Linked DNA regions of Homo sapiens: region 2 is linked to region 1. Evidence: read pairs that join two places in POLR2A ChIA-PET (ENCODE). Cell type or tissue: GM12878. All regions are shown on one strand. Links, peaks and the distances in the headings refer to the core of each region. The heading gives the core; the rest is flanking DNA. Region 1 overlaps KDM2B (lysine demethylase 2B). Region 2 overlaps MORN3 (MORN repeat containing 3).

The links. Peaks named below come from ENCODE experiments on the same cell type or tissue, not always from the same donor. Only the 100,000 strongest peaks of a DNase experiment are listed, where the experiment ranks them.
Region 2: POLR2A ChIA-PET joins it to region 1 with 10 read pairs; 12 of 35 experiments call an interaction of 5 or more read pairs at or near these places.

The regions. Positions count from the first base shown.
Region 1 is chr12:121,523,058-121,531,057 of GRCh38, reverse strand. All of the region lies in intron 8 of KDM2B (lysine demethylase 2B), which reads left to right. Among named protein-coding and RNA genes, the nearest start is that of KDM2B-DT, 53 kb to the left of the region's middle. RefSeq lists enhancers at 1,059-1,560, 7,657-7,846. In GM12878, for the core only: no CTCF peak of the experiment used is centred there; DNase peaks (open chromatin) are centred at 289, 7,103 and 7,977; H3K4me3 peaks cover 2,274 bases; H3K27ac peaks cover 1,840 bases.
Region 2 is chr12:121,654,067-121,666,458 of GRCh38, reverse strand. MORN3 (MORN repeat containing 3) reads left to right here. Exons shown (of 6, transcript NM_173855.5): 2 at 7,111-7,268; 3 at 12,026-12,185. It overlaps LOC105370034 (a long non-coding RNA gene), which reads right to left and starts at 2,335. Exons shown (of 3, transcript XR_001749356.2): 1 at 2,138-2,335. RefSeq lists enhancers at 1,983-2,252, 1,966-2,505 and a silencer at 2,423-2,472. In GM12878, for the core only: no CTCF peak of the experiment used is centred there; a DNase peak (open chromatin) is centred at 7,348; H3K4me3 peaks cover 864 bases; H3K27ac peaks cover 1,000 bases.

The sequences.
Region 1 (8,000 bases), core at 1-8,000:
TTGCTGGATTGGCCCTGGATTCAAAGGATGACTGGAAGGCTCTTGGCCTTGCTGCTGACTCTGTGACGTTAGCTGGTCTCTTCCTCTCTCTGCACCTCAGCTCTCTCTACAATGGTGGTGGGGTGGAGCTGAACTCTGGGACCCTCAAGTTCCCTCCCAACCCCATCCTCTGAGCCTAACAGGCCTTAAGTCTCTCTGTCCAGGCCTTATGCAGAGCTGGGAGGTGGCTCATCACTTTTCCCCTGTGTGGGATGGTGTGGGTGTTGATGTTGGTGACTTAAGCAAGCTGGGGGAGGTCTTGAGAAGCCCTGGCAGCAGGGGTGTGGGCGTGGCTGTCTATTGAAGGCAGGAAGAGGAAATGTGCATTTGAGTTGCTGCAAGCAGGAGTCCAGTTAGGTCCTGGCAAAGACTTCTGGCCTGAAGGGTCATGCATTGAGATACCAGGATTTTTTCCCCTGGAGTTTTGGGAAGTAGAAAAGGGACAGTTGGAATTTGCCACCCTCTGAGATACAGGGGTGGGGTAGGGTGGGAGGGAGGGTGCAGCATAGTTCAGCGGTTCCCAGCCATTGATTTCATGGACCAGTGAAAAAAAACTTAGGAACAGATACAGAGTTGCCAACTTATAATTTTGCTAAAGATGGGTGTTAAGATCAACAAACCCCATGGTCTATTCTGACACTAAAAAAGTTACAAGTATAAAATGTCAGAATAAAGGATAGTACTTTAACTTTGATAGTTTTTCTCATTCTGTTTCCAACCAGTGAAAACTAAAGGACCAGAGACTGGGGTCCACTGACCTAGATTAGTATTTTTTTTTTTTTTTTTTTTTTGAGAGGGAGTCTTGCTCTGTTGCCCAGGCTGGAGTGCAGTGGCGCAATCTCGGCTCACTGCAAGCTCCGCCTCCCGGGTTCACACCATTCTCCTGCCTCAGCTTCCCGAATAGCTGGGACCACAGGCACCCGCCACCATGCCTGGCTAATTTTTTGTGTTTTTAGTAGAGACACGTTTTCACTGTGTTAGCCAGGATGGTCTTGATCTCCTGACCTCATGATCTGCCCACCTTGGCCTCCCAAAGTGCTGGGATTACAGGCGTGAGCCACTGCGCCTGCTCTTCTTTTTTTTTTTTTTTGAGACAGAGTCTTGCTCTGTCGCCAGGCTGGAGCATGGTGGTGCAATCTTGGCTCACTGCAACCTCCGCCTCCCGGGTTCAAGCGATTCTCCTGCCTCAGCCTCCCTAGTAGCTGAGATTACAGGTACACGCCACCATGCCCGGCTAATTTTTGTATTTTTAGTAGCAACGGGGTTTTGCCATGTTGTCCAGGCAGGTCTCGAACTCCTAGGGTCAAGTGATCCACCCGCCTCGGCCTCCCAAAATGCTGGGATTACAGACATGAGCCACCGCGCCCAGCCCCTAGATGAGTATTTTAGGTCCTCCCCAGGCCTGGGGATTCTCTCCAGCATTCACACCCTCTGAGCCACGTACAGACACACATCTGAGATTCGTGGTACTTGATTTGTGGCTTTGAGGAGAGAGTCTTGGGAAACCCAGAAAGGGTTTGCAGCTCCCTGGATGGGAGTTTTTCTGTATTGAAGCAGAGAATTGAATTCTGGCATTTCCCACCTCTGACCTGAGTTTTCATTGCCACAGTGTGACCTTAGGCACCTCTCCTCCTGCCACACTGACCTCACGCCTCCCAGTCCGTGGTTCATGGAGTCTTCAGTTCTCTGAAAGCTCATAGGATGCTGATGGTTTAGGAAGACTTTCATCATAAAGGGATGCTGGATTTTGTCAAATGCTTTTTCTGTGTCTATTCAGATGATCGTGTGATTTTTTAATTTTTAATTCTGTTTACGTGGTGTATCACATTTATCGACATGTGTATGTTAAACCATCCCTGGCATGAAACCCACTTGATCATGGAGGGATTATCTTGTTGATATGCTGTTGGATTTAGTTACTAGTATTTTGTTGAGGTTTTTTGCATCTATGTTAATCAGGGATATTGGTCTTTAGTTTCCTTTTTGTTATGTCCTTTCCTGGTTTGGGTATTAGGGTGATACTGGCTTCATAGAATGATTCAGAGAGGATTCTCTCTTTCCCTCTCTTTTGGAATAGTGTCAACAGGATTGGTACCAAGTCATCTTTGTTTTGTTTTGTTTTTTTGAGACAGAGTTTCACTCTTGTTACCCAAGCTGGAGTGCAGTGGCACGATCTCAGCTCACTGTAACCTCCGCCTCCCAAGTTCAAGCGATTCTCCAGCCTCAGCCTCCCAAGTAGCTGGGATTACAGGCATGTGCCGCCACGCCTGGCTAATTTTTGTATTTTTAGTAGAGATGGGGTTTCACCATGTTGCCCAGGCTGGTCTCAAACTCCTGACCTCAGGTGATCTGCTTGGCTTGCCAAGTCATCTTTGAATGTCTGATAGAATTCAGCTATGCATCCAAGGAAGACCTTATTTATTTATTTATTTATTTATTTATTATTTTTTCATTTTTTTGAGACAGAGTCTCACCCTGTTGCCTAGGCTGGAGTGCACTGGGCACCATCTCGACTCACTGCAACCTCCACCTCCCAAGTTTAAGCAATTCTCATGCCTCAGCCTCCTGAGTAGCTGGGATTACAAGCGTACGCTACCGGGCCCGGCTAACTTTTGTGTTTTTAGTGGAGACGGGGTTTTTCCATGTTGATCAACCTGGTCTCAAATTCCTGGCCTCAAGTGATCCTGCTGCCTCAGCCTCCCAAAGTGCTGGGATTACAGGCATAAGCCATAGCGCCCGGCTGCCAAGGAAGATTTTAAATGGTGCTATTCTTCAGGCTTTATTCCTAGGTAACCTAGGAGAGCTGCCTGGAAGAGGAAGACCGTTGAAGGTGACTGAGGAGTAGAATGACCTGGAGAAAGGGGTTTGAGCTTGCCCTGCCTAGCTGGCTATACCTTGATGAGGCAGGAGGTGAGAATACAGCGTCAGGGTCAGGACATCAAGGCCACAGTAAACAGTGCCTAGGGGTCACCAGGTGTTAGCCTTATAATTATCAGTAAGGAAAGCTGGAGGTGGAAGTCACCCCCGGGGAATAGGAGGTTGGAAACTTTAAGTACCTGGGGTGAACCAGGTGATGTCTTTTTCCTCCAACTCAACCTGGCCTATGGGAGCATACTGGCCACATTTGCAGGCTCGGCCTCCCCACTCTGGCTGTGCCAGCCTAGGTGAGCTATAGTTAACAGTTATAAGCAATGAACATTTACAAATTTTATTTTATTTTATTGAGTCAGGGTCTTACTTTGTTGCCCAGGCTGGAGTAGCATGGCTTGATCCAGTGAACATTTTATGTACATTATGTATCTTCTCTGCAAGCATTTATGGAAAAATGTAATATTCCCCACTTTTTTTTTTTTTTTTTTTTTTTTGAGACGGAGTCTCCCTCTGTCACCCAGTCTGGAGTGCAGTGGCGCGATCTCAGCTCACTGCAAGCTCTGCTTCCTGGGTTCACGCCATTCTCCTGTTTCAGCCTCCTGAGTAGCTGGGACTACAGGCGCCTGCCACCATGCCCGGCTAACTTTTTTTGTATTTTTAGTAGAGACGGGGTTTCACCGTGTTAGCCAGGATGGTCTCAATCTCCTGATCTGCCCGCCTTGGCCTCCCAAAGTGCTGGGATTACAGGTGTGAGCCACCGTGCCCGGCCTCCCCACCTTTTTTTAAACAATTTTTTTTTAGGCTGGGCACAGTGGCTCACGCCTGTAATCCCAGCACTTTGGGAGGCCAAGGCGGGCAGATCAGGAGATTGAGACCATCCTGGCTAACACGGTGAAACCCCGTCTCTACTAAAAATACAAAAAAAAAAAAATTATCTGGGCGTGGCGGCGGGTGCCTATGTAGTACCAGCTGCTCGGGAGGCTGAGGCCAGAGAATGGTGTGAACCCGGGAGGCAGAGCTTGCAGTGAGCAGAGATCACGTCACTGCACTCCAGCCTGGGCGACAGAGCGAGACTCCGTCTCAAAAAATATAAAAAAGAAATTTATTTAATTTTTCAGACAGAGCGTTGCTCTTGTTGCCAAGGCTGGAGTGCAATGGCATGATCTCGGCTCACTGCAACCTCCGCCTCCTGGGTTCAAGTGATTCTCCTGCCTCAGCCTCCTGAGTAGCTGGGATTACAAGTGTGCACCACCACGCCCAGCTAATTTTTGTAGTTTTAGTAGAGACGTGGTTTTACCATGTTGCCCAGGCTGGTCTTGAACTCCTGACCTCAGGTGATCGGCCCGCCTCGGCCTCCCCAAGTGCTGGGATTACAGGTGTGAGCCACTGTGCCCGGCTAAAAAAATTTTTAAATTTTGTTTTAGAGACATGGTCTTGCTCTTGTGCCCAGACTGGAGTGCAATGTTGTGATCACAGCTCATTGCAGTGTTGCCTTGACCTCCTGGGCTTAAACAATCGTCCTATCACAGCCTCTAGGGTAGCTGGGACTACAGGCATGTGACACCATTTTTTTTTAAACAAATAAAGAAAATACCTAAGGCCCAAGATCTCACAGTGACCAGGTCAGAGCAAGAACCCAGGTGTGCCTACTTTGAAAACACATATTCCTAAATATACCTACTTTGAACTCCAGTAGCTTGGGAGTCAGGAGACTTGGGATCTGGTCCTCCTTCTTGACTCTTGACTATGTGAGAACTATTTGCTCATTTAACAAACTTTCTTTTTTTTTTCCCCTGAGGCAGAGTCTTGCTCTGTCACCCAGGCTGGAGGGCAATGGCACAATATTGGCTCACTGCAACTTTTACCTCCTGGGTTCAAGTGATTCTCCTGCCTCAGCCTCCTGAGTAGCTGGGATTACAGGCGTGTGCCACCACACCCAGCTAATTTTTTCTATTTTTAGTAGAGACGGGGTTTCATCATGTTGGCCAGGCTGGTTTCAAACTCCTGACTTCAAGTGATCCGCCTGCCTTGGCCTCCCAAAGTGCTGGGATTACAGGTGTGAGCTACCAGTCTCGGCTTCATTTAACAAACTTTCTTAAGGGCCCACTTGGTGCCAGATGATGTGGGGGGCCTTGGAGGGGACATAAGACAGATCCCCTCCCTCCTGAGAGCAGCTTATCCAGCCAGGTGGCATCCAGGGTGGCAGAGGCCAGTATGGGGACCTTATTTGTCATATAAGTGGGGATGGCAGTGCCTGGGGAAGACCCAGGGATCTGTGACTTGGGCTGGCCTAAAGTTATTTCCCATCCTTGCATTCTAGAAAGAACCACTGAAGACCCAAATATCATGGTAGCCCCAGGTATTTCTTACACTCCAGCAAGTCTGAGAAGAAATTCCTTAATGGTGTCACGTGGTTGGGCCTCAGACGATCCATCTATCAAATGGGTCTAAAGCAGGGAAGGGGACTGGATGGGTTGGGGCCGTGGGAAACTGGGCAGTACCTGCTCAGCCAGTCCAGCTAGGGCCAGGTGGGAATCCAGACCTTCCTATTTTTCTAGGTGGAAGGCAGCATTTCAGATTGTCACATGGAATGTACTGGCGTGGCACGGTGGCTCACGCCTGTAATCCCAGCACTTAGCACTTTGGGAGGCTGAGGTGGGCGGATCACCTGAGGCTGGGAGTTAGAGACCGGCTTGGCCAACATGGTAAAACCTCATCTCTAGTAAAAATTTGTGTGCCTGTGATTCCAGCTACTCAGGAGGCTGAGGCAGGAGAATGGCTTGAACCTGGGAGGTGGAGGTTGCAGTGAGCCGAGATGGCACCACTGCACTCCAGCCTGGGTGACACAGTAAGGCTCTGTCTCAAAAAAACAAAAACCCAACAAAACAACAACAAAAGAAATATCCCCATTTTTAAACATGGGGTGGCGTGAAGTAATTGGCCCCTGGTCCCAACTATGAGGTCCTTGAAGGGAGAGTATCCTTACTTCATGTCAGCAGCCACAGGTTCGTTCCTGATCCTGGCCCGGCGCAGGGAGTTCACTGATGTCGGTGAAAGAAGCCAGGGTCCGGTTGGGTTGTGGGCGTCTGTGAGGTGTCCCTTGCCCAGTTCTGAGACCTCTAGGTTTATTCCTGCTAAAGCCACAGAGGTGGAGGCAGATGTGGGTGGGGCCTTTGGATTCCGAGTCCTGAGCAGACGCTCAGGTTGTGGGTGAGCCCCACCTGCCCCTGCTGCCCTTCTTGGGCCCCCTGAGGTCCCAGAGAATGTGCTGCTTTGTGTATCACTGGCTTCCCATCTATGACTGCATCTGTCCCTGGTCGCTTGGCCTGAATAGCCTCTGTTTATTGCCTTCATATTGTCGATGACTCTGGCTGGAAGCAGGAGGCAGATGCCAGCGTTCCCAGCCCAGGCAGCAGCCTGGGAGCACCGGCTCTCATGCTTCCTGGGCTGTCGAGAGGCCATCGGAGGAGGGGTATGGATGGGGCCCACAAACGCTGTTATTTCCACACCTCCTTCTTACTGAGGGAGGCATGTGGGTAATGAAGCAGATGTGAGCAGAGCTGGGGGAGGGACGCAGTGGCGGCTAATCCAGGGGTGGCTGCCTGACCCACCCTTGAGGCCCTGGCTGCGAAGGGGAGTGGGTAAAAGCTTCTAGAATCCCTCGAGTGTCTGGGCGTGCAGATCCCCTGCCCCCTCCTCGCAGCAGCAGCTCTCCTCTGTGTTCCTCTTTCCTCACGTGTCAGGGCAACAGATGTAAGTCAGGTGCGTTGGCCTCTGCACCTGCCAGGAGAACAGGGAGAGTCCAGGGCTGGGAAAGATGGATGCATGTGGGCACCATCCTCTACCAGAGCCCTTGTGATCGACAGAGACAACCACAGATACCAATGCCAATTGCTTATATGGATTCAGGACTTGCTCACCAAGTTCCCCAGAAGGGAGGGGAGTGGAGGGGACAGGATGGAACCCTAGCCCCTGGACTTGGGCTTTCTGCAGGGAGGGAGGTAGGCTTGTGGGGCCATATAAGATGCACCTGCCTGTGCATCACATGACCCGGTGGTCCCGGGTCCCAATCTTAGGAAATGTTGCTAGGATAACGGGGATGGCGACAATAACAGCATTCAATAGCATGGTTCCACTTGGTGGAAACATGGAAATGTTGAGGTCAGCCTGCAGGCAGCAGAGGCAGGAGACTGAAGCGGATGTGGAGACAGAGGCTCTTTCAGGGCGGCAGCCATGCTTCTGTGCAGAGGAGGGTGAAGGTCGTGGGATGGGAAGCTGGGGAGCTCGACGGCCGCTTGCAACCGCACAGAGCAGCTGTCTTTCATGGCTCACGCCAGAGACCCGGGGAGCCAGGCACAGAACGAGGTTGCCTAAAGCAAAGCCCTCGTGCCTGTACCCGGCAGCACTGGGCTTCTGGTGATGAGCTTTCCCTTGCTCTCCCCTGAGGATGGCCAGCTCTGTTCCATGCGTTGCCCTGGTGGGAAGGGACAGCGGCTGAGTGTCCACTGCGGATGCCAGCAGTGGCCCCGCAGTCTGTGCTGTCTTCCAGGCAGGAGCGTTGCTCCCAGCAGTGGTGACCACCCATGACTCAGGGCTGGCGTGTTTCATTGGGGGACAGACTGGAACCGCTCGGGCTTGGGGGGCAGAGGCAGTCGCTGTAATTTTCCTCAGAGCAAAAGAATAAAGTGCATGGCTGGGAGAGGAGGGGACAGCGGCCTCCAGGGCCAGGCCCTTCAAGGTGCAGGGTCTTGGGGCACCGCCACCCTTCCCTCTGCTGCACCATTCCCCCAGCCAACCCTCCTCTGTCCTTCACTGTGAGTTGCTCCGCCTCTGTCCGCCCTTGTCCTTATTTCTCTCTGCGTTTCTCCTTTTGCCTCCCCTCTGTATTTCCCAGCCTTTCCCCCGGGACTTGCAGTCCTGTGCAGAACCTTTGATGCAGCGGCAGCTGTGCAGCGTGCTGGCTAAAAACGGAGCCGCTGTCGCTTGCCAGCTGTGACTCATTCAGCAAGTGGCTTCCCCCTTTGTGCCCTCAGTTTCAGCATCTGTGAATTGGGGTTGATTCTCCTCCTGCCCATCTCCTAGCCCCACGC
Region 2 (12,392 bases), core at 4,345-12,344, 130 kb before region 1:
GATCTCGGCTCACTGAAACCTCCACTTCCCAGGTTCAAGTGATTCTTGTACCTCAGCCTCCCAAGTAGCTGGGACTAAAGGCACACACCACCACGCCCAGCCAATTTTTGTATTTTCTGGTAGAGATGGGGATTCACTTGCCAGGTGCGGTAGCTCACGCCTGTAATCCCAGCTCTCAGGGAGGCAGAGGTGGGAGATAGCTTGAGCCCAGGAGTTCAAGGCCTGCTTGGGCAATATAGCGAGACCCCGTTCTCCACAAAAAGGAAGAAAAAAAAAGACAAATAAATAAATAAGTGAGACACGGATTCACCATGTTGGCCAGGCTGGTTTCGAATTCCTGACCTCAAGTGATCTGCCCACCTTGGCCTCCCAAAGTTCTGGGATTACAAGTGTGAGCCATCATGCCCAGCCTTTTCCCCTTATTTTCCTACTTGATAAGTTTTGGTTTGCCTCACTGTGTCCTGTGCAGACTCTCAGCTCTTCCATCCCCTGTATTAAATTTTCTCTATTTGAAATAACTAGCATTTCAAACTGTCCTAGGGTCTTCAGTGTTCCGACAACCAGCATCACTGCACTGCAGAAGACAGTGCAGTATGGTTTCTGTTGGGTCGTCTGGACCCCGAACCCTCAACTGATTCAGTCACCCAAACAGTAGCAGAAAATGCCAGGTCTTTTTTTTTTTTTTTTTTTTTTTGAGACAGAGTCTCATTCTGTCGCCCAGGCTGGAGTGCAATGGTGTGATCTCGGCTCACTGCAACTTCTGCCTCCCAGGTTCAAGCGATTATCCTGCCTCAGCCTCCTGAGTAGCTGGGATTACAGATGCACGCCACCAAGCCCAGCTAATTTTTGTATTTTCAGTAGAGACGAGGTTTCACCATGTTGGTTAGCTGGCCTCGAACTCCTGACCTCGTGATCCGCCCGCCTCAGCCTGCCAAAGTGCCGGGATTACAGGCGTGAGCCACCGCGCCCGGCCAAGACCTCGCGTTTTCTAATCCAAAAAATTAGCCGGGCGTGGTGGCGGGCGCCTGTAGTCCCAGCTACTGAGGAGGCTGAGGCAGGAGAATGGCGTGAACCTGGGAGGCGGAGCTTGCAGTGAGCCGAGATCGCGCCAGTGCACTCCAGCCTGGGCGACAGAGCGAGACACCGTCTCAAAAAAAAAAAAAAAAAAAAAAAAAAAAAAGGAAAGAAAAAGAAAACGCGAGATCTTAAAACCAGGTCTCAGGACTCCTATACGAGGTACTCCAGTACTGTTAGGCTAGGGACTTTCCCCAGCACAGGCCATATACTGTGCGTATCAACCCCTAACTCGACTGTTGGATGCCTCCTGCTCTCACTCTTCACCTTCTTCTAATAACAGGCCCCTGCTACCTTGGTCACAGAAATGAGCACGTAATCCAACTGGGCAAATCAAAAAATTGAGATGAGATTTTTCAAAATGGACTAGCAGAGAAAAAGCACCTTTCCCCTCTAATTCCCAGCCTATTGATTCCCATGTGTCTCCTGCATTTGCCTGCGGTAGGAGAGACTGAAGCCACCCACGGAAGGCATAGTCATGAGCATCCATCAGTGTCTTTTTTTTTTTTTTTTTGGTAGGGGCTACAAAAAAAAAAAAAAAAACAGGTTGTTTTCGCCTGTCCTGCCCCTCACTTCCTCCCGGTTTTATTTCCTTTAGGGACACCCCTCTCCCACTCTAAATCCCCAAGGTTCGGGTGGGCTGACTCCGCCCCCCTAGCAGGCCTAGCCAATCAATGTATTGGCTAGCCAATCACTCTGTTGCTCCTGGGTTCAAGCGATTCTCCTGCCTCCCAAGTAGCTGTGATTACAGGCACCTGCTACCATGCCCGGTTAATTTTTGTATCTTCAGTAGAGACGAGATTTCGCCATGTTGGCCAGGCTGGTCTCGAACTCCCGACCTCAAGTGATCCGCCCGCCTTGGCCTCCCAAAGTGCTGCGATTACAGGCGTGAGCCACCTCGCCCGGCTGCAACCATCATTTTCAAACCTCTTTGCCTTTACTCATGCAGTTCCCTGTGCCTGGACTGCCCTTCCTGGCCCCAACGTCACCCCCTCCAGGAAGTCTCTGAGTCCCCAGATTTGACCAAGTGCCCTTCTTCTGATATTGAAATCTCAGTGCCTACCTTCGTATATTGAAATTGAACTATGTGGGTATTCATCAGGCCTCTTTCATTTGCAAGAGGCAGAAATTCAACTCAGGAGGGCTTCAGTAATGCAAGTTCAGCCATGGTGGGATTCAGGGGCTTAATGTCACTGGAACTTGGCGTCTCCCTCCATGTCTCCATTTTGCTTTCCTCTGCGTTGAGTTCCTTCTTAAGTCAGCTTCCTCCCCTTGCAGGCCCGGGTGGGTGTGGTGGCCCAAATGGACTTACACGGAGTCTCATTGGACCAACTTGGGTCAGGTGGCCTGCACTGACCCAATCACAGCAGCCTGGTGGGTAGAATACACTGATTGGGTAGGCCTGCCAGGGGGCGGAGTCAGCCACCCAAACCTTGGGGGTTTAGAGTGGGAGAGTGGTGTCCCCAAAGGAAATAAAACCAGGAGGAAGTGAGGGGCAGGACAAACGCAAACAACCCAACAGCCCCTACAATGTGGTTGGGCCCTACCAGACCATGGGCTCCCCAAGGGCAAAAATAATAACAAAGGCTCCCATGATTTGAGAGAGGAAAAAAAAAATAAAAAAATAAAAAAAACCAATAAAGGCTAACATTGACATCGTATTTCCTACTTGTAGGCTCTAAGTGCTGTACACATATCCTGGAATCTAGTGATAAGAAACAACCCCATGAGATACTGTTTTTCTTTTCAGAAAATTAGAATGGTCCCGTAATTGCTCACAAATTGAATCTTTTCTCCCTCGGCTTTATTGCGGTATGATTGACAAAGAAAAATTGTATATACTTAAGATGTGTAGTAAGATATTTTCTTAAAAGTCTACATTTCGAAGGCCGGACGCAGTGGCTTACGCCTGTAATCCCAGCACTTTGGGAGGCTGAGATGGGTGGATCTCCTGAGGTCGTGAGTTGGAGACCAGCCTGGCCAACATGGGGAAACACCGTCTCTACTAAAAATACAAAATTAGCCAAACGTGGTGGCGCATGCCTGTAATCCCAGCTACTCAGGAGGCTGAGACAGGAGAATCGCTTGAACCCAGGAGGCGGAGGTTGCAGTGAGCCGAGATTGCACCGTTGCACTCCAGCCTGAGCAACAAGAATGAAACTCTGTCTCAAAAAAAAAAAAAAAAGTCTACATTTCGAAATTATTAGTACAATCAAAGTAATTAGCATATCCATCTCCTCACATTATTACCATTTTGTTTGTGTGTGGGGAGAACAATTAAGATCTATTCTCTTAGCAAATTTCAAGTACAGTATCCAATACACCAATACAGTATTAATATAGAACGATGCTGTACACCAGGTCTCCAGATCTTTGTTTTTGTTTTGTTTTGTCTTTTTGAGACGGAGTCCCGCTCTGTTGCCAGGCTGGAGGGCGGTGGTGCGATCTTGGATCACTGCAACCTCTGCCACCCGGGTTCAAATGATTCTCTTGCCTCCAACCTCCCAAGTAGCTGGGACTTTCACTATGTTGGCCAGGCTGTTCTTGAACTCCTGACCTCAGGTGATCTGCCCGCTTCAGCCTTCTAAAGTACTGAGATTACAGGTGTGAGCCATCATGCCCGGCGTTTTTTTTTTTTTTCAGTCTCACTCTTGCCCAGCCTGAAGTGCAGTGTTGCGATCTCGGCTCACTACAACCTCCGCCTCCTGGTTCAAGAGATTCTCCAGCCTTAGCCTCCCCAGTAGCTAGAATTACAGGTGCTCACCACCATGCCCAGCTAATTTTTGTATTTTTAGTAGAGACGGGGTTTCACCATGTTGGCCAGGATGGTCTCGATCTCCTGACCTCATCATCCGCCTGCCTCGGCCTCCCAAAGTGCTGGGATTACAGACACGAGCCACCGCACCCGACCTGTTTGTTTTGAGACAGTCTCGCTCTGTCGTCCAGGCTGGAGTGCAGTGGCGCAATCTCACTCACTGCAACCTCTGCCTCTGACGTTCAAGCAATTCTCCTACCTCAACCTACTGAGTAGCTGGGATTATAGGCATGCGCCACCACACCAGGCTAATTTGTGTATATTTAGTAGAGACAGGGCTTAACCATGTTGCCCAGGCTAGTCTTGAACTTCTAGCCTCAAGTGATTTACCTGCCTCAGCCTCCCAAATTGCTGGGATTATAGGAGTGAGCCACTGTGCCCAGCCTTAGGTCTCCAAATCTTGTACATCTTGTAACAAAAAGTATGCACCCTTTGACAGAACATCTCCACATTTTCCCCACCCCACCAGCCCCTGCTAATTGCTATTTTACTGTTTCTATGAGTTTGACTTTTTAGATTCCACATATAAGTAAAATCATGCAGTATTTGTCTTTCTCTGCTTGGCTTATTTCACTTGGCATAATGTCCTCCAGATTCATCCATGTTGTCACAAATGGCACGTTTTCTTTCTTTCTTCCCTTCCTTCCTTCCTCCCTTCCTCCCTTCCTCCCTCCCTCTCTCCTTCTCTTTCTTTCTTTCACAGTCTCACTCTGTCGCCCAAGCTGGAGTGCAGTGGCGCCATCTCAGCTCACTGCAACCTCCACCTCCCAGATTCAAGTGATTCTCCTACCTCAGCCTCCAGAGTAGCTGGGATTACAGGCAAGCACCACCACGCCCAGCTAATTTTTGTATTTTTAGTAGAGACCAGGTTTCACTATGTTGGCCAGGCTGGTCTCAAACTCCTGACCTCAAGTGATCAGCGCGCCTCGGCCTCCCAAACTGCTGGGTTACAGGCGTGAGCCACTGCGCCCAGCCCCCCCATAAGATATTCTTATACCCATTTTACAGCTGAGATATCTGAGGCTCAGAGAGACCCAAAGAATTAACTTACTTGGTCAAGGTCACAAAGCTCAGAGGGATAATGTTGAATTTGTTCCTGGGTTACCAAGGACCCAGACATGAATTGACCAATATTGGTACTCCACAAATATTTTATTCATCGTTTTGTTAAATATGTATTAAGCTCGGTGTACTGGTGTGTGCTTGTATTCCCAGCTCGTCGAGAGGCTGAGAAGGGAGAATCTCTTTAGCTCAAGAGTTCAAGACCAGCCTGGGTAACATAGCAAGACCCCATCTCTAAAAAGAAAGAAATGCCTGGTGTGGTGCCTCATGCCTGTAATCCCAATACTTTGGGAAGCCTAGGCAGGAGGACTGCTTGAGCCCAGTAGTTTGAGACCAGCCTGGGCAACATAGAGAGACTCTGCCTCTATAAAATTTTTTTAAAAAATTAGCCAGGTGTAGTGGCATGCACCTGTGGTCTCAGCTACTCAGGAGGCTGAGGCAGAAGGATCATTTGAGCCTGGGTGGTTGAGGCTGCAGCGAGCTGTGTACGTCAGCATAGCCAACACAGCCAGATCCTGTCTAAAAAAAAGAAAGAAAAAGGCCAGGCGCGGTGGCTCACGCCTGTAATCCTAGCACTTTGGGAAGCCGAGGCGGACAGATCACCTAAGGTCGGGAGTTCGAGACCAGCCTGACCAACATGGAGAGACCCCCGTCTCTACTGAAAATACAAAATTAGCCAGGCGTGCTGGTGCATTCCTGTAATCCCAGCTACTTGGGGGGATGAGGTGGAAGAATTGCTTGTACCTGAGAGGTGGAAGTTGCAGTGAGCCGAGATCGTGCCATTGCACTCCAGCCCAGGCAACGATAGCAAAACTCCGTCTTAAAAAAAAAAAAAAAGAAAGAAAGAAAGAAAAAAAAAGGCCGGGTGCGGTGGCTCATGCCTGCAATCCCAGTATTATGGGTGGCCAAGGCAGACGGATCACGATGTCAGGAGTTAGAGACCAGCCTGGCCAATATGGTAAAACCCCGTCTCTACTAAAAATACAAAAATTAGCTGGGCATGGTGGCGGGCACCTGTAATTCTAGCTACTGGGGTGGCTAAGGCAGGAGAATCTCTTGAACCAGGAGGCGGAGGTTGCAGTGAGCCGAGATCGCAACACTGCACTTCAGCCTGGGCAACACAGCAAGACTCTGTCTCAAAAAAAAAAAAAAGAAAGAAAGAAAGAAAAAAAAAGAGAAAACAGTAAATTAGCAGGTATTAGTCACCTACAACATGCCAGGAACAGTTTGTTTGTTTGTTTGTTTGATTTTGAGATGGAGTTTCGCTCGTCTCCCAGGCTGGAGTGCAATGACGTCATCTCGGCTCACTGCAACGACGTCATCTCGGCTCACTGCAACCCACGCCTCCCAGGTTCAAGAGATTCTCATGCCTCAGCTTCCTGAGTAGCTGGGATTACAGGCGCCTGCCACCACGCCTGGCTAATTTTTGTATTTTTAGTAGACACAGGGTTTCGCCATTTTGGTCAGGCTGGTCTCGAACTCCTGACCTCAGGTGATCCACCCGCCTCAGCCTCCCAAAGTGCTGGGATTACAGGCTCGAGCCACTGCACCCAGCCTCCAGGCACAGTTTTTCAGTGCAGGGAACAAAACAGACCAAAGTCTGTGCCCTCCTGCAGCTCACATTCTCCTGGAAAAGACAGGCATGCGACACTAATCAACAAATAAGAGAATTACCTCTGGCCGGACGCAGTGGCTCACGCCTGTAATCCCAGCACTTTGGGAGACCGAGGTGGGCATATCACTTGAGGTCAGGAGTTTCAGACCTGCCTGGCCAACATGGAACCCCATCTTTACTAAAACACAAAATTAGCTAAGTGTGTTGGCGCACACCTGTAGTCCTAGCTACTCTGGAGGCTGAGGCAGGAGTATCTCCTGAACCCGGGAGGCAGAGGTTGCAGTGAGCTGAGATCGCGCCACTGCACTCCAGCCTGGGCGACAGAGTGAGACACTGCCTCAAAAAAAAAAAAGAAAGAAAGAAAGAAAGAAAGAAATGGAACTTTCCTGGCCTTCTCCTGGGTACTTGGTGTCTAGGATGATGCGCAGAGCCTGTCCCAGCTCTCTAGATTCGTCTAGTTGGGGGCCCCTGAGGCTCAGGCAGGCACACCACCCCCACCCCCCGGCGGCCATGTCTGCAGCATTGCCCATCTGTGTGTCACCAGGGAAAGGAACACAGGTCTGGAAGAAGAAAGGAGCCATCTATGAGGGGGACTGGAAGTTTGGGAAGCGAGACGGCTACGGCACCCTCAGCCTTCCTGACCAACAGACAGGAAAGTGCAGGAGAGTCTACTCAGGCTGGTGGAAAGGTGATAAGAAATCGGTGAGCAGGCCTGCCAGCCGGGGTGTGTGTGTGTGTGTGTGTGTGTGTGTGTGCGCGCGTGTGTGTTTAGGGGAAGCCGAGAGAGGCCTGGGAGAAAAGAGAGGGGAGGTCTACAGGGAGGAGGACAGGGTTGTGCTGCTCGTGGGAGAAGGAAGGGGTGGGGGAATTGCAAAGTTTCTCAGAACAAAACCCAGGAAACAGGAAGCAACAGAAGGCCAGGGAGGAGCCCACGAAACCCTGCGGTTGCGAGGAGCCAGCCAGGCTTGTGGGGACGAAGTCGCCTCCACCCTTTTCCCCCTCGTTTCCTGGCTTTCTTTTCCCCAGGTATCACTTTCTGAGAATCCCCTTTCTGCTGGGCCTGAATAAAAGGGAGGTAGGAAAAGTGGGAGCAAGAGAGCAGGGGACAGGAGAGGAGGGTCCCGGGGGGCCGAAGCCAGCCAGAGGCGCGTGCTCAGCCCGGAAACACCCAAGCTGGGCACAGGTTCCCTCCATCTACTCCCACAAGTGTGGAGGAATCCTCACCATCAGTCCCAGAGACACTAATAATAAACAGTATTGCAACTGAGCAACTGCTACTGTGAGCCTGAAACACATATTTAAAACTTTTTTTTTTTTTTTTTTTTTTGAGAGGGAGTCTCATCCTGCCGCCCAGGCTGGAGTGCAGTGGCGCCATCTTGGCTCACTGCGAGCTCCGCCTCCCGGGTTCACGCCATTCTCCTGCCTCAGCTTCCCAGGTTGCTGGGACTACAGGCGCCCGCCACCACGCCCGGCTAATTTTTTGTATTTTCAGTAAAGACGGGGTTTCACCGTGTTAGCCAGGATGGTCTCCATCCCCTGACCTCGTGATCCGCCCGCCTCGGCCTTCCAAAGTGCTGGGATTACAGGCGTGAGCCACCGCGCCCGGCCTGAAACACATTTAATATTCAGTTAACTCTCACAGCAACAGCTCATCATCATCATCATCTTCATGCCCATTTTATTGATAAGCAAACAAGCTCGAAGAGATGAGGTGTCTTGTAACTGCCCAAGGGGTTCACCTTGCCGGTGCCTGGCCTTGAGTTGTATTATTACTCAAATCAGTCTCCCCGAACATTCCAGCAGCAGAGTTTTTAAGGATAACTTGGTGGGTGGGGGAAAGACAGTGAACCAGGAGTGCTGATTGGTCAGAGATAAAATCATAGGGAGTCAAAGCTGTCTTCTTGCTCCCCAGACAGAGCCGATTCATCAAGACGGGAATTGCAATAGAGAAAGAGTAATTAACACAGAACTGGCTGTGTGGGAGACCTGAGTTTTATTATTATTATTATTAATTTATTTATTTTTTGAGATGGAGTTTCGCTCTTGTCGCCACGCTGGAGTGCAATGGTGTGATCTCGGCTCACCGCAACCTCCGCCTCCTGGGTTCAAGCGATTCTCCTGCCTCAGTCTCCCGAGTAGCTGGGATTACAGGCATGTGGTACCACACACTGCTAATTTTGTATTTTTAGTAGAGACAGAGTTTCTCCATATTGGCCAGGCTGGTCTCGAACTCCCGACCTCAGGTGATCCGCCAGCCTGGGCCTCCCAAAGTGCTAAGATTACGGGCATGAGCCACCGCGCCTGGCCCTGGGTTGTATTATTACTCAAATCAGTCTCCCGGAACATTCTGGCTGCAGAGTTTTTAAGGATAACTTGGTGGGTGGGGGAAAGAGTAAGCCAGGCGTGCTGATTGGTCAGAGATAAAATCACAGGGAGTCAAAGCTGTCTTCTTGCCCTGAGTCAGTTCCTAGGTGGGGAGCCACAAGATCACATAAATCAGTTTATTGATTTGGGTAGTGCCAGCTGATCCATCAAGTGCAAGGTCTGCAAAATATCTTAAGCATTGATCTTAGGAGCAGTTTAGTGAGGATCAGAATCTTGTAGCTTCCAGCTGCATGACTCCTAAACCATAATTTATAATCTTGTAGCTAATGTTAATCCTACAAAGGCAATCTAGTCCCCAGGCAAGAAGGAGGTCTTCGGGAAAGGGCTGTTACTGTCTTTGTTTAAACTATAAACTATAAGTTTCTCCCAAAGTTAGTTCAGCTTAAGCCCAGGAATGGACATGGACAGCTTAGAGGTTAGAAGCAAGATGGAGTCAGTTAAATTAAATCTCTTTCACTGTCTCAGTCATAATTTTGCAAAGGCAGTTTCAGTCTTGCCTGGAGTCACACAGCTAGCAAGTGGTAGAGCCCAGGGTTTCATGTTCTCTGCTCCCAAATTGTTTATTGGCAAGTAGGAAGAGAAAGCCCTGAATAACCAATTTACGTAGAATATGGTATTAGGAGGGATGTTTTCACAGGGTGCCCAGAGGAAGGTCATCAAGCCCAGCCTAGAGAATTCAGGACAGAAGGCTAAGCACAATGGCTCACGCCTGTAATCCCAGCAATTTGGGAGGCAGACAGGGGTGTATCACTTGAGGTCAGGAGTTCGAGACTAGCCTGGCCAACATGGTGAAACCCCCGTCTCTACTAAATAAAAAACACAAAAAAAATTAGCCGGGCATAGTGGTGTGTACCTGTAGTCCCAGCTAGGGAGACGGAGACATTAGAATCGCTTGAAGCCAGGAGGCAGAGGTGGCAGTGAACCGAGATCACGCCACTGCACTTCAGCCTGGGCAACAGAGTGAGACTCCATCTCAAAATAAATAAATAAATAAATAAAACTATATAATAATAATAATTAGCTAGATGTTGTGGTGCACATCTGTAGTCCCAACTTTTCAAAAGGCTGAGGCAGGAGGATTGCTTGATCTCAGGAGGCTGAGGTTATAGTGAGCTATGGTGGTGCCACTACACTCCAGCCTGGACAACAGAGCAAGACTTGTCTCAAAAAGAGGGAATTCAGGGCAGGCTTCCTGTAGGAGGTGACACTAAAAGATGCTAGGAGTTAGCCAGGAAGAAAAAAAAGGGAGAAAGATGGGAGGCAAAAAAATAGCAAAGGGAACGAGATGTAAAACAGCAGAGTGTGTCTGCCCTGGGACAGGAGTGAGGAGAAGAGTTGCGGGGGCCCTCAGGGATATGTGGGAAATCAGGATTTTGAGGAGTAGACTTGGCTTCTCAACCCAACCTCCTCGGGTGTGATCTGCAAACAGACCTTGTTTCCCTGTGGTTGGACACTAAGTGTGGTGTTTTTTGTTTTTTGAGACGGAGTCTTTCTCTGTTGCCCAGGCTGGAGTACAGTGGCGCGATCTTGGCTCACTGCAAGCTCCGCCTCCTGGTTCACGGCCTTCTCCTGCCTCAGCCTCCCGAGTAGCTGGGACTACGGGCACCCACCACCACACCCAGCTAATTTTTTTGTATTTTTAGTAGAGACGGGTTTTCACCATGTTAGCCAGGATGGTCTCGATCTCCTGACCTTGTGATCCGCCTGCCTTGGCCTCCCAAAGTGCTGGGATTACAAGCGTGAGCCACAGCGCCCAGCCTAAGTGTGGTGTTTTTTGTTTGTTTGTTTGTTTGTTTTTTGAGACAGTCTTGCTCTGTTGCCCAGGTGGGAGTGCAATGGCACGATCTGGGCTCACTGCAACCTCCGACTCCTGGGTTCAAGCAATTCTTCTGCCTCAGCCTCCCAAGTAGCTAGTATTACAGGTGCCCACCACCACACTCAGCTAATTTTTTATATTTTTAATAGAGACAGGGTTTTGCCACGTTGGTCAGGCTGGTCTAAAACTCCTGACCTCAGGTGATCCATCTGCCTCGGCCTCCCAAAGTGCTGGGATTATAGGCGTAAGCCACCACGCCAGGCTAAGTATGGTGTTTATGTTCATTTTTCTGGGTCAAAATAAGAGTGGGAGGGGGGCGAGCATGATCAGATGGGCGATTTTTTTTTTTTTTGAGATAGCGTCTCACCCTGTCACCTAGGCTACCGTGCATTCTCAGCTCACTGCAACCTCCATCTCCCAGGTTCAAGTGATTCTCCTGCCTCAGCCTCCCCAGTAACTGGGATCACAGGCGCCGCCATCACGCCCAGCTAATTTTTTGTATTTTTGGTAGAGATGGGGTTTCACCATGTTGGCCAGGCTGGTCTCAAACTCCTGACCTCAAGTGATCCACCCACCTCAGCCTCCTAAAGTGAGCCGGTGAGCCACAGCGCCCAGCCTAGATGGGCGATTTAAAGAGTCCTCCGGCGCTGTAGGGGCTGCATGGCGCATGGTGTGGTGGGGATGAGAGAGGAGAGGGTGGGTCAGTAAGGAGGGAGTTTAATGACTGGCTGCATGGAGGCGCCAGCAGAGGGACAGAGAGAAACAGAGCATGGGGAGATCCTTCAAGACATTATCGGTGGGCACTATGGCTCACACCTGTAATCCCAGCACTTTGGGAGGCTGAGGCGGGCGGATCACTTGAAGTCAGGAGTTCAAGACCAGCCTGGCCAACATGGTGAAACCCTGTCTCTCCTAAAAATACAAAAATTAGCAGGGCGTGGTGATGCGTGTTTGTAATCCCAGCTTCTCGGGAGGCTGAGGCAGGAGAATCACTTGAACCCGGGGGACGGAGGTTACAGTGAGCCGAGATCACATCACTGCACTCCAGCCTGGGTGACAGAGTGGATCTCTGTCTAAAAACAAACAAACAAACAAAAAAGACAGGATACTCCGCTAAGACACGACCCTCCGCTTGGACGTAGGGCTGAGGAAGAAGGAAGAAGCTGGGGTGTGTGGCTCTAGGGGTGCCTGGGAAGACGGTGGGCTTTCCTGGTGGTGTTGGGGGGCGCCCTGAGTAGTAGCATCTTCGTACTTTCAGGGTTATGGGATCCAGTTTTTCGGACCCAAGGAGTATTATGAGGGTGACTGGTGTGGCAGCCAGCGCAGCGGGTGGGGCCGCATGTATTACAGCAACGGCGACATCTACGAGGGACAGTGGGAGAACGACAAGCCCAACGGGGAGGGCATGCTGCGCCTGAGTGAGTGCCCCACCCCCGCCGGCCCCGCCCACCCGACCACGCCCCCGGCAGCGAGCTGGCCACGCCCATTTGGTCCCACAGAGACAGGCCACACCCCACACTCTTGTCCCACACTGACCCTTGTGTCAATGTGGGACAAGAGAGGAAGAGCACCCTATCTCTCCCCTCAGTCACAAAAGGTCACATATATATGATGCTATTTATATG